Linked DNA regions of Homo sapiens: region 2 is linked to region 1. The links are chromatin loops, found by intact Hi-C in ENCODE. Cell type or tissue: MCF 10A. All regions are shown on one strand.

Evidence for each region. Hi-C counts contacts between places; a loop is a spot of excess contacts. Peaks named below come from ENCODE experiments on the same cell type or tissue, not always from the same donor. Only the 100,000 strongest peaks of a DNase experiment are listed, where the experiment ranks them.
Region 2: it touches region 1 in a loop (5-fold over the local background); 3 of 110 quality-filtered maps call a loop at or near these places.

What each region holds. Positions count from the first base shown.
Region 1 is chr2:240,315,938-240,323,937 of GRCh38, reverse strand. No RefSeq gene overlaps it. Among named protein-coding and RNA genes, the nearest start is that of GPC1, 120 kb to the left of the region's middle. In MCF 10A, no CTCF peak of the experiment used is centred here; DNase peaks (open chromatin) are centred at 1,277 and 3,587.
Region 2 is chr2:240,228,295-240,236,294 of GRCh38, reverse strand. No RefSeq gene overlaps it. Among named protein-coding and RNA genes, the nearest start is that of OTOS, 92 kb to the right of the region's middle. RefSeq lists enhancers at 1-172, 301-801, 2,048-2,589 and silencers at 2,532-2,581, 2,932-3,141. In MCF 10A, a CTCF peak has its summit at 3,231 (motif pointing left); DNase peaks (open chromatin) are centred at 2,544, 2,754 and 3,184.

The sequences.
Region 1 (8,000 bases):
CTGCCCTCTGCTTCCCGAATTCCCTCGCAAAGGCCATTCTCCAAAGCATCCCCACAGGCCTCCCGCACAGAAACACCCAAGCCGGGATCACCGCCCAGGCACAGCGGCAGGGGAGGATTCAGCCAACCTTGTCCCATCCCGGCCCCTTCCCCTCCTTGCAGAGTGATCATATCAACCTTTCCTCTGTCAGCCTTTGCAGCCTGGTTTCTTCCTCCCAGGTTTTTACTGAAACGCTAAAAATGAGCAAAGATTTCCGTGAATGTCAGTCCTCTAAGAGGCACGTCTGCGTTATTTCTGCTGCCTTCGCTTTGGGCAGTGACTGGCTCTCGCTGACAGTGGTTCTCCCAGACTCCTTTTCCTCCACCTCCTCATTCCTTTCCGGATTCACTCTCACTTCTTCAAGGCAGAAAATGGTTACGTGCTGTTCTGTGACCAAAACTAAGTCCTTTTAATTAGTATGTTTATGTATTTCTAAATTTGGAAATAAATTAAACGGTTATTTCTGGGGATTCAGTCCTTATTAGTCCCAGAAGAACCGGGAAGTGCACAGCTTTCTGTTTTGCCTGGAACGTCCACTCTGTGTTTCTCCTTGTGCCGGGCACGGTTTGCTCTCTCCCAGGCCGCAGCGCTCTTCCAGATGCCCCTGCAGCCCAGCGCTCTCAGCCGCCCCTTCCAGCCCAAGTCCCTCCTCGGCACGTCGGGTCTGATGGCGGTGGCGGAGCCTGGACTCCCGGCGGGGCCTCCACTGCCCTCCGGTAGGGAGGGGCGGGCCGACTTGGGGCTTATTGGATGCCCCGTCATTTCGTCTCCCGGAGTCCTCTTGTTTCACCGCAGCAGGTGCATGTGTAACGTTTTGGAAGGCACCTGGGCAGTCCTGGCACGCCTTTATTTTCCCCATCCTTGACGGGCAACGTGGCTCAGCCCAGAATGTTAGACTGTAACTTCTCTTTCTTCACTCTGAGCACGTGGATCTTTGTGGGGGCGTCGGGCGCTGCTGCACAGGGAGCTGGGCTGTCCGTCCATCCTCGCGCTCCGGGCCCTCGGCTCCCTCCTGCCTCCAGCCTGCTTGGCCACCTTGCCATGTCTGAGCTTCCCCGGTGTCCTGCTGAGGGGTCAGACTCTGCCGCCACGTTTCCCCTGAGCCATCGCGGGCCCAGCCTCCTCCTTCCACAGCTGACTGAGATCTCGAGTCTGTGAAGGTCTCCTCCCAGTCTGTGTGGATGAACAACCCTTCCACCGTCCTCCCAGCTGGGGCCCGAGGTGGAGAGCAGCCAAGCGCAGATGCCCATTGCGCCATCATTAGCTGGAAGTCACGGCTGCTCAGGAGAGCCTGCAAAGCACACGCTTGCTCTGACTCTCCATCAAGGACTTGTACTGCGTGGCCATTTGATGAACAAACTGACCAAACACCAGGACTTCCCAAGGTCCTGGCTGAGGACAGCGCCCCGGGAACTCTGAAGACAGGACCCGACCACCTAAGAGGTTTTCAAGGATGCTTCAAAACCCGTGGTGTCCTGGGTGCTCCCTCTCACCTGTCACAGGCAGGGGTCCGGGCTGAGGTCCCTTTGCCCTTCTTTTGACACTGGTGATACCCAGGCCATAAAACCGAGCTTTGCAAACCGCTGGGTGTCTGGAACACATAGATGCAGGCCTCACATGCAGTGAGTTATTGCAGCCTCCAGGGAAGGCTCTTCACCGAGGGGGATCTCTCTGCTGCTGTCTGATGCTCCAAGCATTACAGACCTGCACACATACAGCCCTGGATGGTCCTGGACCAATGTTTGCTGCCTCTGGTGCTTTCCTGACACTGACTTATTTTTATTTTATTTTATTTTATTTTATTTTATTATTTTATTATTTTATTTTGAGACAAAGTCTTGCTCTTGTTCCCCAGGCTGCAGTGCAGTGGTGCAATCTCAGCTCACTGCAACCTCTGCCTCCTGTGTTCAAGTGATTCTCCTGCCTCAGCCTCCTGAGTAGCTGGGATTACAGGTGCCTGCCACCACACTCAGCTAATTTTTGTATTTTTAGTAGAGACGGGGTTTCACTATGTTGGCCAGGCTGGTCTCGAACTCCAGACATCAGGGGATCTGCCCGCCTCAGCCTCCCAAAGTGCTGGGATTACAGGCATGAGCCACTGCATCCAGCCTGATTTTTTAAAAACTGATTTCTAAGAAGCAAGGAGGAGGCATCCCTGCTTCATGGTGGCAATGGGAATGGAGCAGCTGGGTCTCTGGTTGGTGACTGCAGGCTTGGGTCAGAGGTGACCTCTCTCTGCATCTGTGTATACCCCCCTTTCTCTCTGCATATATATATATATATATATATATATATATATATATATATATATATATATATATAAATGTGTGTACAAGTAAGGCACATGTACATCCTCCTGGCGAAAATTTAAGTAGAGAAAAACCTGCCGTTGAAGTGACAGCCTTCCTCCACCTCTTCTGGGTCCATCCCATCCACCTCTCAGAGGCGACCGCGTCACCACCGGGGGTGTCCTTTTGGCCATGACCCGTGCAGGCGTGTGTGTCGCTAGACAAGTAGACGTATATATTTGTGGCATTTTTAATACACAGAATCACCTGGTGAGAACTGGCTTACAACTTGCTTTTTCACTTAGCAATATGTTTGGAGGTTTCCCATTTAACCATTCCTTCTTGATGGGCATTTGGGCTGTTTCTATTTTTTCACAATGACTGACAATGCTGTAATAAACATTTTTGGACACGCTTTCTTTAACATATGGGAGCCTGTCTGCTGGAAATATTGTTAGATGTGGAATTTCTGGGATAAACTGGCAGCCTCCATCCCACCCCTCATTCCCGGCACGAACACTGATTCAAAACACTAAATTTGCCAAGTGAAAGATCTCATTGGGAAATGGCCCAGTGGAGGGACTAGCGAAGTGCTTCCTGGCAGCGCCCACATGTTGGGCAGCTTCTGACAGTGCAGAGTGGTCACCCTTCTGTGTTCCATGGACCGACGTGGGACAAGGCAGACTGTGTCCCCACAGAAAGGATCCCACCGTGTGGAACGCTGTGGCATCTTCTGTGTCACAGGACTGCAGGCCCCTGGGGGTGGCAGTGCTGGGGTAGGGGCAGGCACCAGCATGCTCTCCTTGGACTTCTGTGCCTAGTCTTGGACAGGGGTCTTGGATGGAGGGCTACAGTGATGTGCCAGACCACAGAGTGGTTTGCGAAGCTGAGGCTGACCAGCCCGGCTGGGTGCCAGCGGCTCCAACCCCCTTGGAGGCCGGACTGCTGGCTCTGATGGGGCACCTGACTGTGTGACAGCAGCGAGGGAGGGGAAGTGCATGTCCCCAAGAGTCCAGACGGTCCAGAGACAATGAAAATGCTTTATAGAGAAGTAACCAAGTCTTTGCATGTCAGCAGGGGCTTTGTGGAGCTAGAGAAAGGGCTTGTTAACGCCCTCGCTCTGAGTCAGCAAGGCTTCCCGGAAGGTGTGTTCAGCACCAGGATGACCCGGCAGACCCCTGCGGCCACTGCTTCACTGCTTTGCCTCCATCCCTGCTGCTCCCACCCACGTCCTTCCCAGCACGCTCCAGCTTGCTCGCTTCATGGAGAACTTTCCCACGGCTCCCACCCACGGAAACGTTTCCTGCCCTCCCGCTGGGGCCCTCAGACGCTGACTCAGCCTAGATGAGGGCAAGGGCAGCCCGGGTGGTACATCGGCCCCCAAGTCCCAGGTCTGCCTCTTCAGCCCACGGGCCCCTGCCACAGTGGAGCCACCAAGCCAGTCCTCCCCTCCCACAGCTGAGACGCCAGGTGTTCCGGACGCTGGGAGGAGGCAGAGGCGAGGCTCTCCCAGGACGGAGTCTGGGCCCTTCTCAGGCCTGTAGGGAGACACCACTCCAGGTCACATTAGAGAGTCCTTGATCTGGTTCAGGACGTTCTGCAGTGAGGAGCTAGAGGACAGCACACTCCATGTGGTGGGGGCACGCGTGCCAGAGCTGCCTGGAACAAGCAGGTTTAGCAGCATCCTGCAATTTGTTCCAGAGCCCTCTGAGCTGGCTGAATGCTCCAGAAACCTGGTACACAGCTTCTGGCTGCCCCTCCCTGGGCCACCACTAACTCTTCGATTTGTCGTTACAAAGTCAGCACAAACCTACGGACAGCTGGGCCTCCATTAACCAGGAAGACACAGTCCAGGGTTGGGCTGTGCTGCTAGAAACATTATAAGGAGGTTCAGATGAGATGAGAGGCTGGGAAAGGCATCCAGAACAGAGCTCCCTGTTTCCAGATAACCTCAGGGGACAGGACCCACGTCAATTCCTTTAACAAGCAGTCCTTGGATACTAACTGTGCAAGGATCTGGGATGATGGATGTGGGTTTGTTTGATTCAGCAAATGTTCACTGAATGCCTATTATGTATGTGGCTTTGTGCTGGGGACATGGAGATGACCCAGATCTAGCCCTTGTTCTCGAGCTCACGATCTGGTTGGGGAGAACCAGGGCAGGGCCTAGGGTAAGGCAGGCGGGGTGCCTGGGGTGCAGAACTCAGGGAGGCACTTGCTTCCCGGGCTGAGCCTGCACTTGCACAAACCTGGGAGTGAACGCTTTAACTTTCGGGGCATCTCACTTGCCTTATCCTAGTCCTGCTGTCAAGCAGAACCATGGTCAATGAGTGGATGGATGGATGAAGATCTGGATGGATGAATGAAAGCTTGAAAACCACCTACGACCTGGCTAGATTGGGCCACTGTGTTTCCATAACCTTCCCTTCCTCCAGACTCACCCTCCTCCAGCCTCACCCCTCCTCCAGCCTCATTCCCTCTTCCAGTCTCACCCCCTCCTCCAGCCTCACCCCTCCTCCAGCCTCGCCCCCTCCTCCAGCTTCACCCCCTCCTCCTGCCTCACCCTCTTCATGGTACCTGCCACACAGCATCACGAACTGAGGACTCTTCCCATTGTCCCATGAAGTCTCTTGATTCTGACTGGTAGGCATGGAAACTATTCCCAACCCTCTGTGAGCTCTGGTGATTGTTCAGCCTGCTGCTTTCTGGTGGTTCTTTTTCAGGAATCAAGCCCCACACATGCAGAATCAGTGCTCAGTACTTCCCTGAGTTTCTCTCTCCACGAAGTGCCCCACTGCCCAGTACTCGGTCAGTGCTCAGTACTTCCCCGAGTTTCTCTCTCCACCAAGTGCCCCACTCCCCAGTACTCGGTCAGTGCTCAGTACTTCCCCGAGTTTCTCTCTCCACCAAGTGCCCCACTGCCCAGTACTCGGTCAGTGCTCAGTACTTCCCCAAGTTTCTCTCTCCACCAAGTGCCCCACTCCCCAGTACTCGGTCAGTGCTCAGTACTTCCCCGAGTTTCTCTCTCCACCAAGTTCCCCACTCCCCAGTAGTCAGTCAAGTGCATTCTCGGTGTCTTTGCCTCTCCAAACTCCATTCTTGGTTTTTCTGTTTTTTCCCTGCTTATTGAAACAACTAGGAAGTGTTTGGATCCGTCTTCCCTGCACTGCAGCCTGTCCAGTGTCTGAAATACATTTTCGATGTTCCTATGTTACAGGTTTGCATAAAGGCAATTCTATAGCAGTTTTTTAAGTTTTCAAACATATTTGATACATGATCACATTTGTTCCTTACAATAATCAGTGATATTCATAATTCAAGTAATACACGTGACACGGTTTGGATCTGCGTCCCCATCAAACCTCATGTTGAATTTTAATCCCCAGTGTTGGAGGTGGGGCCTGGCGAGAGGTGACTGGGTCTTGGTGGAAGAGTTCTCACGAATGCTTTAGCACCATCCTCCATTGGTACCATAGGGTGAATGAGTTCTCATGAGATCTGCTTGTTTTAAAAGTGTGTATCACCCCCTCTCAGCCCCTTGCTCCTGCCGTGCGAGATGCCTGCTCCCTCTTTACCTTCCACCATGAATAAAAGTTCCCTGAGGCACCCCCGAGAAGAAGCCACCATGCTTCCTGTACAGCCTGCAGAACTGTGAGCCAACTAAACTGCTTTTCTTTATAAATTACCCAGTCTCAGGTATTTCTTTATAGCAATGCTAGAATGGACTAATATAATACCATTTGACAAATGAGGAAAATGCTAGAATATTTAAGTGAGTTAAAAAAACTTTTTTTTTTTGAGATGGAGTATCGCTCTGTCACCCAGGCTGGAGTGCAGTGGCGCAATCTCGGCTCACTGCAAGCTCCGCCTCCCGGGTTCACGCCATTCTCCTGCCTCAGCCTCCCGAGTAGCTGGGACTGCAGGCGCCCGCCACCACGCCCAGCTAATTTTTTTGTATTTTTAGTAGAGACGGGGTTTCACCGTGTTAGCCAGGGAGGTCTTGATCTCCTGACCTCGTGATCCACCCGCCTCGGCCTCCCAAAGTGCTGGGATTACAGGTGTGAGCCACCGCGCCCGGCCTAAGCGTGTTAAAAAAACTTTAACAACATTCTTCTACTTAATAATAGCTACATTGAAATACAATTTGTATTCCATAAAATTCACTGTGTTGAAGCATACAACGCACTGGTGTTCAGCATAGGCACAGAGGTGTGCAGCCACCACTACCATGTAATTTTAGAAAACTTCATTACCCGCAAAAGAAACCTTCCACCCATCAGCAATCACTCCTCATTTCTTCCTCCCTCCAACTCCGGCAGCCGCTAGGCTACTCTGTCTCCATGGATTGCCTGTTCTGGACACTTCACATAAATGCAGTCATGCAATATGTGGTCTTTTATGTCTGGTTTCTTACACTTGGCATAAAGTTTTCTAGGTCTGTCCATGTTGGAACCTGTATTAGAGCTTCCATCCCTTTATGGCTGAATAATATACCTCTATGTGGCTAGACTACACTTTGTTTACCCATTGGTCAGCTGATGGATATTTCGGTTGTTTCTATATTTTGGATATTACGAATAATGCTGCCATGAGAATTGTGTACAAATATTGTGTGAACATATATGTTCATTTCTCATGGGTAGATACTTAGGAATGAAATCACTGGGTAGTATGCTAACTCCATGTTTAACCTTTTGAGGAATTGCCAAACTTTTCCAAAGAGGCTGACCAATTCTCCAGTCCCACCAGCAATGTATGTGGCACCCAATTTCCCCAGATCATTATCAGTGTTCATTATTGTCGGTGTTTTTGTTTGTTTCTTTCTGCTTTTGTTTTAAAAGTTATAGCTATCTTGGCAGGTGTGAGGTGGTGTCTCATTGGGGTTTGCCTGATGAATAATGATTTTGAATATATTTTCATATATGGTTATTGGCCATGTGTAAATCTTCTTTAGATTGATGTCTATTCAAATTTTTACTCATTTTTGTAGTTGGATATTTTGTCTTTGGATTATTTAATCGTAAGAGTTCTTTACATATTCTGGATACAAGTCCTTCATCAGGTATATATAATTTGGAAGTATTTTCTCCCACTCTGTTGGTCTCTTCAGTTTTTTGATGATATCCTGTGCCTCACACAGGTTTCCATTTTGATGAAGTCCAGTGTACCTATTTTTTTCCTTTGTGGTCTGTACTTTTCATGTCATATCTAAGAATCCATTTCCTAACCTAATGTCATAAAAATTTATCCCTATGCTTTCTTTTAGGATTGTTGTAGTTTTGGCTCTTACATTTAGGTCTATGTTCCACTTTGAGTTAACTTTTGTATATAATGTGAGGTAGGGGTCCAACTTCATTCTTTTGCATATGGATGTCCAGTTGTCCTGCACAAATTTGTTGAGAAGACAATTATTTCCCAATTACATTGTCTTGGTATCTTTGTCGAAAATCAACTGACCATAAATTTAAGGGTTTATTTCTGAACTTTCAGTTATATCCCATTGATCTGTATGTCTATCATTATGCCTTCATTAGTATAGCTTTGAAATATTGCAGCTATATAACTTCAGCTATATATTGAAATTGAGAAGTGTGAGTCCTCCAAATTTGTTCTTTTTCAAAATTGTTTTAGCTATTATTGGTCCCTTGCATGTCCATATGAATTGTAGAATCA
Region 2 (8,000 bases), 88 kb after region 1:
GGGGCCAAGGAGCTTGGTTGTGTACCACCCGTGGTGGTGGGGGTTCTGGGCCTGAGGGTTCTGGGCTGGGAGTCACCCCACAGAGCTGATTCAGGGTCACAGTGCACCCAAAGGATGAGGGAGGGGAGCTGGAGGGAGAAGGTTCCGGGTGGCCACTCCCCTGAGCATGCATGGGGAGAAACTGTCCCATTGCTCAGCTAAGCTGACATGGTACTCCTTCCATTGTGAGCATGGAAGAAGGTGACTCGGTTCCAGAAGAAGCCATAGTGTCTTCCCATCACTGCAGCTGTGGCCAGGATCCCCAGGCAGCGAGGTGCCCAGCACTGCTCAAACTGCTGAGTACACCCCAGGTGACGCGTTGATAGAAGAGCCTGCACCTCACTCTGCGGAAAACTCAGCTCTCACCTGTGCTAACAATTTCAATGCAATGCGTTTCCTTTGCGATTCTATGCATTTTATTTTATGCACCTAAAAACATTATTCTGATGAGGGGTCCCTAACTTTCACTACCTGCCATGGGGCCTCGGTGCACAGGAGGTTAAGAATGCCTGGCTCAGGTATTGACCGGGCTCGGGGACCGAGAGCTCCTCGGGGACAGAGGGAGAATCAGAGGAAGAGTTGAGACCTGCCCAGACACAGGGCGGCCTCGGGTGGCGGCCACACCCTCGCCCCAACCCGGATCAGTTGCCCAGTCACCCAGCAGCAGGGCCTGTTTTTAGACCTGCTCCCAGGCAGGTTGCAGCTGGGGCCAGACAGGTACGGTGACCTTGTGAGGGGGTCACAGCACGCTCATAGGGGTCCACTGCAAGGAGAAGTGCAGTCCTTGGCCTGGGCCGGTGGGGTGACAGCAGCAGGGGCTCCAGGACTGGGGGTGGCCTGTTGAACCCCAGGTAGGTGTTCTGTCACCCCTGAGCCCTCACCTGTCCTCCCAAAGCTGGCCCTCAAGAACCAGCCTTCGAGGGCATGTGCCTGGGTCACGGGGTGTAGTCTCCACACTGACATGTAACCCAGCACCTGGGGCTCAGGAGGGTGCATGAGAAATGCCAGGAAGCCGGGGTCTGCAGCCCAAGGCCATGATGAAATCTCCTCACTGCTGCATATAGAGCCGCAGCCCAGCCATGCCCCACAAGCCCATTCTTCTCCCTCCTTTTAGGTCTTGCAGTGCTCTGCAGCTGGCCAGGACGCACAGGTGAGCTCACAGCTCACGGAAACCCTGAAAGCTAAGGCAACCTGGGGAAAGAAGTTACCAAGATTTCCTTTGTACCTTAGGGAATCCAAAAGCATTCTGTGTTCAGTGTTGGTGTCCAGGGTGATTTGGGGGATTTGGTGGCCATTTCCTGGGGTAGTGAGGGACATGCAAGAGCAATGATACGTGGACCTGCCATTCAGGGTGCAGAGATCCTGCAGAGGTCAGCTGGGAGCACCACCCCCAGAGGCCTGTGTCTGTGTGTGATCACGTCAGGCTGGGCACATTCCGTAATAACCAGCACCTCACTCATTTCCCACGGCTCATGGCTTGCAGGATTTTGCTCTCTTGACCTCTCCTCTTCCGATCCAGAGCTTAACATCCCAGGGCTGGTCATTGTGGTTTCACAGAGTCGGGGGCCAGCCTGAACCTGGAGCCATTTGCTGCAGGTGTGGGTTTTCCTTGGAGGCTGAGCAAGTCCCTGCTTACCCAGGCTTGCACCCTCTTGGAGACGTGAGCTCAAGCTCACAGGCATTGGTAGATGATGGCTCAGCCACTTCCAGACGGTGTGACTTTGGATAGGTCACCAAACTCCTCTGGGGTTCAGCTTCCCCAGCTGTAAATTGAGGCTGTGACAGTGTGTCCCGCATTCCACTGCACTGAGGACCAGGTGAGAGCATCACCAGCACACGTGGGCACCAAGCCTGGCACATGGGGAGCTCTGGTGCAGGCAGCACCTGCCACACTCTGCCCCAACCATGCCTGTGTGACCAGGGCACAACCAGAAGTAGCTGGGCAGGTGCCACCCAGAGTGCTGTGGACACAGTCACCGCTGGGCAGGCGCCCCAGGGTGGGTCCTAACCTTAGCCAGCAAGTGGGTGCCACAGGCCCAGGGAGAGCAACGCGGGGACAGCCCTCGTGTCAAAAAACCTGGGATGGTGTAAGACTCCGAATTGTTGTCCTGTCTGAAGAATGTTCCGTTATTTCTCACAACCTGTTTCCTCCCTGGCCACTGAACAGAGGTTTACTTTCCTTTAGGACTTGATCTGTGACCACAGTGCCCCGCTGTTAAGGTGACCAATGCAAACTGCAGAAGGGTGCCCCTTCCCCCCCAGAAACATCAGGTGCGTCCCAGGTCCTGCGGCACCCCCCGAGGAGGGAGGTGCTGAGGGCGGGGCTGCAGCCACGGAGTTGGAGGGGGGGACTGTGGGTGGGGCTGGAGGATCAGGGTGCTGTGGGCGGGGCCAGAGGAAAGAGGCACTGTGGATGGGGCGGGAGGGGCGAGGCACTGTGGGCAGGGCCGGAGGAGGGAGGTGCTGTGGGCGGGGTTGGAGGGGTAGATGCTGTGGGCAGGGTCGGAGGAGGGAGTGCTGTGGGAGGAGCTGGAGGGGGAGGCACTGTGGGTGGGCCAGAGGGGGGAGACACTGTGGGCGGGGTCAGAGGAGGGGGGTATTATGGGCAGGGCTGGAGGCGGGAGGTGCTGTGGGCGGGGTCTGAGGTGGAGGTGCTGTGGGTGGGGCTGGAGGGGGAGGTGTTGTGGGCAGGGCTGTGGGGAGGTGCTGTGGGGCTGTGGGCGGGGCTTGAGGGGAGAGCTGCAGCCGGGGAGGAGGGAGGTGCTGTGGGTGGGGTTGAAGTGGGGGAGGTGCTGTGGGCGGGGCCGGAGAAGGGAGGCGCCGTGGGTGGGGCTGGAGAGGGGAGGTGCTGTGGGCGGGGCTGGAGGTGGAGGTGCTGTGGGCGGGGCTGGACCAGAGAGGTGCTGTGGGCGGGGCCGCAGCCAGGCTTATGCTTCCCTGCTGCAGGGGTGCGCTGATGGGATGGGGGCGTCTCACCCCAGGTGGGGGAGGCCTGAGCTCGCATCATCCGGCTGCAGACCCCTGGGTGCCCCCTTGTGCCAGGTCCGTCAGGGGCACAGGCCCGGCAGCACGCTGACTGGGCGCCGGGCAGGCCCGGCCGGCAGGGAGGGCTCCAAAGGCTGATCCTGCCTGTATTTTAAGGCCTGAGTTTCAGAGCGGCCTCCGGGCCCTTTGCTGAGCTCCAGCGCCCCCTGGTGTCGGCGAGGCGGGTGAGGGAGACGCGCCTTTGGGTCTCGGGCCTGCCCTCCAGCAGCCCACACACACCCCAGGACCTGGAGGCCTCCACCAGCCCCACCCTGGGGAGGACATTGAGAACCTGGAACAAGGTCTATTTGGGTCTGAAATACAGAAATGTAAGAACGCTGGAGAAGCTGGGGTCTCCTCCGGGAGAAGCCAGGCCTCGGGAGCCCGCTGCTGGGAGCCCTGGGGGCAGAGCCGGCCGCAGAGCCTTCCGCACAGACCCGTCCTTCCTAGGAGGCTGGGAGCTGGCATTTTGGCTTTGGCTCAGAATTGCCCGCTGTGCCACGAGGGCGAAGTCCAGCCCAGCAGGGGGAGGGCTGCTGCCCAAAGAGAGGGACTGATGTGGTTCTCCTGGGCCTGCTAGTGTCGGATGCTCCTCCAGGGACTGTTCTCAAGGCCCAGGTGCATGTGGGGAAATCGGGCTGTCTGGAAGAAAGAGTGGAAGCCGCTCGCTAGAGACACGCCTCTGTGATTCTCCCAGAAAGTGTCCTGTCGGAGGCTCAGGACTTCCTAGTGAAGCAGCTAGGACAAGCTGGGCATATTGAAAGTCACGGGGACATAAACCTGCAGGCCTGGGTATGGCCATTGGGTATACGTTAAATTCTGTGGCACCCAGTCTAGTACAACAGCTTCCGTTTCAGGACAGACAAGGTCACCCTGTGGGACCACCCTTAGCTGGAGCACCAGTTCCCTTCGCAGCCTCCTGATGAGAAGTGATCTCTGAACAGAAGGTGCAGGGCAGAGCTGCGGGCGTGCAGGGCCCTTCTCCCAGTCTGTTCCCGTCGATTCCTTGCTGCTCACACTCAAGGGTCTGCGCCCAGCCTGAAGGCGCTGCCTGCCGCGGTCCCTCCTGGTCATCTGTCTTTGTAGATTTGCAGAACAACATAGCCTCACCTGTGGGAGAGGCTTCCCAAGCTTCACCTTCACTCAGCACTGTTGCGCAGTCCCCAGGCAGGTGGCACCTGAGAGAGGGTTCCAGGCTTGGCCACTGGAGGGTCCCAAAGGTGGCTGGTTCCTGGCCCCAACAAAGCCGACTCCCTGGGAGACAGATGAGTCCCTCCAGGGTGGTACTGTTGGTCTGTTTTGGTCAGTGACGTGCTCAGCTCCAGGGCCATGCCTGGCACAGGGAAGGTGCGTCTTCAGTACTGGGTGATGTTGGACGAACGCCTGCTTCCCTTTTTTTTTCAAACTGAGGTCTGCAACCCAGATGCCCTTGGCTACTTACTGACTGCTCCATCTGAGCAAGTGGCACAGTGCCACTCATCTGCATAGGTGAGCGGGGACTGGTGGGTCTGCTGCTGGCTGGACAGAATGTCTGGGAGGGGCTTTGAGCATCCTGACCACCTCTGCTCTCAATCAGGCTTGGAAGGCAGCGTGTAATTAGGTCACATGGAGCCTCCAAGGACCAGACACTGGGGAAACCATAGCTCTCTGTCTTGTGCGTTTCTGGGTGCCAAAGCCATTACCTCCTGCTTTTGGAGGTCCCGTTGCCAGTTGCCAGGGTGAGAGGCAGGATGGGTTCATGACTCATGGCATCGACATCCTCCGGCCTGTTAAATCTTTTTGTTGTTGTTGTTGTTTTTTGAGATAGAGTCTCGCTTTGTCGCCCAGGCTGGAGTGCAATGGCACGATCTCGGCTCACTGCAAGCTCCGCCTCCTGGGTTCATGCCATCCTCCTGCCTCAGCCTCCTGAGTAGCTGGGACTACAGGCACCTGCCACCAAGCCCGGCTAATTTTTTATATTTTTAGTAGAGACGAGGTTTCATCATGTTGGCCAGGATGGTCTCGATCTCCTGACCTTGTGATCCGCCCACCTTGGCCTCCCAAAGTGCTGGGATAACAGGTGTGAGCCACCGCGCCCGGCCCAGCCTGTTCAATCTTAATGCAGTTGGCAAACACCTGTTTTTAATTTCTGATTTTTAAGGGCCATTTCCCTGGAGTTCACTGTTAGGTATAATGTGGGGTGTTATGTTAAGGGATATTCATCATATTAAAACATAGTCTCTCTGCACCGTGACTTTTATTCTTCCAGTAAGTAGTAGGTGTCTATTTTTACTAAAAGCTTTTCTAGCGTCAGAGCCAGGGAGGTTTCCGTGGAGGTCCAGCCAACCCAGTTGGGGCCAGTTCCTTTGGTGGACACCCCTGCCCTTCCCCCTGGTGGAAGATCTGCTGACCCCTTAGCCAGTCCCTGGACCCCCAGCAGAGCTGGGCCTACTGCTTGGCTTCCTTCCATGCAGCCCTGGATGTCCCAGGGATGCAGTTTCGGTGGAAAACACACTGCCTTCCCTGCAGTTCATCCCCTGCTCCTGCTATACCGAAGCCCGTTTTTCACTCCACAGAATTCAGAATGGGGAAGACCTTCCCTGCCCCCAGGCCCCTTCCCTTCTTCACTTCTTCACAGTTGAATGAAGCCAGCTGTTTCCTTGCAGCTAGGGCCATCTGCTAAGACACACTTCCCCCTCCAATCTGTGTGTCACTTTCCCTCCTGAGACCCTGAGAGACATCCTGACCCTCCTAGTCTTCCTCTGTATCTGACTCCTCCTGTCATTCTGAAAGAGGGTGGTGCTCTCCCTGGGAACTCTCAGCACACCAGCCGGACCCCTCCGCTCCAGCAACACTCACTGTTCTGTCATTTCTGCTCTCCCTCCCTGGACCATCGCTGAGGCACCTCTCCCCTCTGCTGGGACCCCCAGCCTCGCTGTTCTCTGGCTGCGTCTTCTGACTGTTCCCTTCCACCATGGCTTTCTTGCAGCCCAGCCTCTTTCCCCATCGTCTTCAACACCCTTGCCAATTTTCCCCTCAAGTCCCCTGGGAACAGTCCATTCTTTATCATTCCAAATGTTTGTCTGAAAAAATATCCGACCCAACCATTGCAGTGGCATCCTGTTGTCATCCTTGCCATTAGCACTGGTACCTTTGAGACTGGTGACAAGCCACACCTCTACTGTCAGGTTGTCACAGGGCCCAGCCTCTCCACCTGCAGCTGCCACCGATACTTCCCACGTTGGCATCCAAGAAATGGGCAGGTGCAATATTCTGGAGAATCAATGTCCCATGCCTGCACCCTCACTGCTAAGGAGTTGAGGAAGCATGCATTTCAGATAGAGATGGAAAGATAGAGAGGAAAAGCTAAAAGAGGGTTAGCGTGGGAGCTGAGCAGATGATTTACAGAGTATGACACATGCAGTTTCACAATCATGTGTCTAGGTGGGGTTTTAGTTTTCTATGTTCTGCTCTGGCTCTCTTGTGCTTCTTGAATCTGAGGATTCATGTTTATCAGTTCTGGAAAATGTGCATGCATTTCCTCTGCTCCAGTGGCCAGCCTCTCTCTCCCTTTGGGACTTTGGTGATTTACGTATTGGTCCTTCTAGCTCTTGCATCATCCCTCTCACTTTATTCTGCCTCCTATCTCTTTATTTTCCCATGCATATTCTGGGTAATTTATTAAATCTATTGCATTCATCTGCTAGGGCTCCTCCAACAAAGTACTACAGATGGGGCAGTTTAAACAACAAAAATTTGTTTTCCCACAGTTCTGGAGGCTGGAAGTCTGAGATCAAGGTATCGGCAGGACTGGTTCCTCTGGGGCCTCTCTCCTTGGCTTGTCTTCTTCCTGTCTTTACATGATCACCTCTCTGTGTGTGTCCCAATCTCCTCTTATTATAAGGGCACTAGTTATATTGGATTAAGGCCCCCCCAAGACCTCACTTTAAATTAATTACTCCTTTAAAGACCCTGTCTCCAAATACATTCACATTCTGAGGTACTGGGGGTAAGACTTCAACATGAATTTTGCGGGAACACACTTCAGCCTAGAATGTCTATTTTCCAGTTCACTAATTCTCTCTTCAGCTGAATCTAATTTGCTTTTTAAGTATTCCACTAAGTTTCAATTATGAATACCCATGTAGTCATTTGTAGAGGTTTGTTTTGGTTCTATTTTGAATAAAATCTTATTTGCCAGGCATGGTGACTCATGCCTGTAAACCCAACACTTTGTGAGTTTGAGGCAGGAGGACTGCTTGAGCCCAGGAGTTCAAGACTAACCTAGGCAACATAGTGAGATCCCATCTGTACAAAAAAAATTTAAAAATTAGCTGGGTGTGATGATGCGTGCCTGTACTCCCAGCTACTTGGGAGGCTGAGGTGGGAGGATCACTTGAGCCTGGGAGGCTGAGGTTGCAGTGAGCCATGATTATACTCCAGCCTGGGCAACAGAGTGAGACCCTGACACACACACACACACACACACACACACACACACACACACACATCTTATTTACACAATCACAATCTGGTTCTCAGAATTTAGATTTCTTCATTTTGAAATGTATCTAACGCTTTCCTTTCTGTTTACTTTCAGGTCGTTTAGATTAAGTGCTGAGAGGTGTAGCTCTTCCTATACCTGGTAAATGCTGACCCCCTGAACCCAATCCCGAAGCCCCCATCCACATGCTATGGGGACCACATTGGGAGCCTGTGGTATGATTTTGCCTTTGTTTATGCCAGACACCTTGGGTTGACCTGAGCTCATGCTCAGCAAAGGGACTAAATGTTAACTTCTTAGCTTAGAATTCCATGTGGTATAAATCTGGATCCCTCATATGCTTAAAGGACAAGCCTGGGGTCTGATTATTTAGGAAAACTTTTTCCACCCAGAATCCATGATGTGCCCCTTCAACGGGTGTCATCCCCTCCCTGAGAGTCAGCCACAGCCAGCA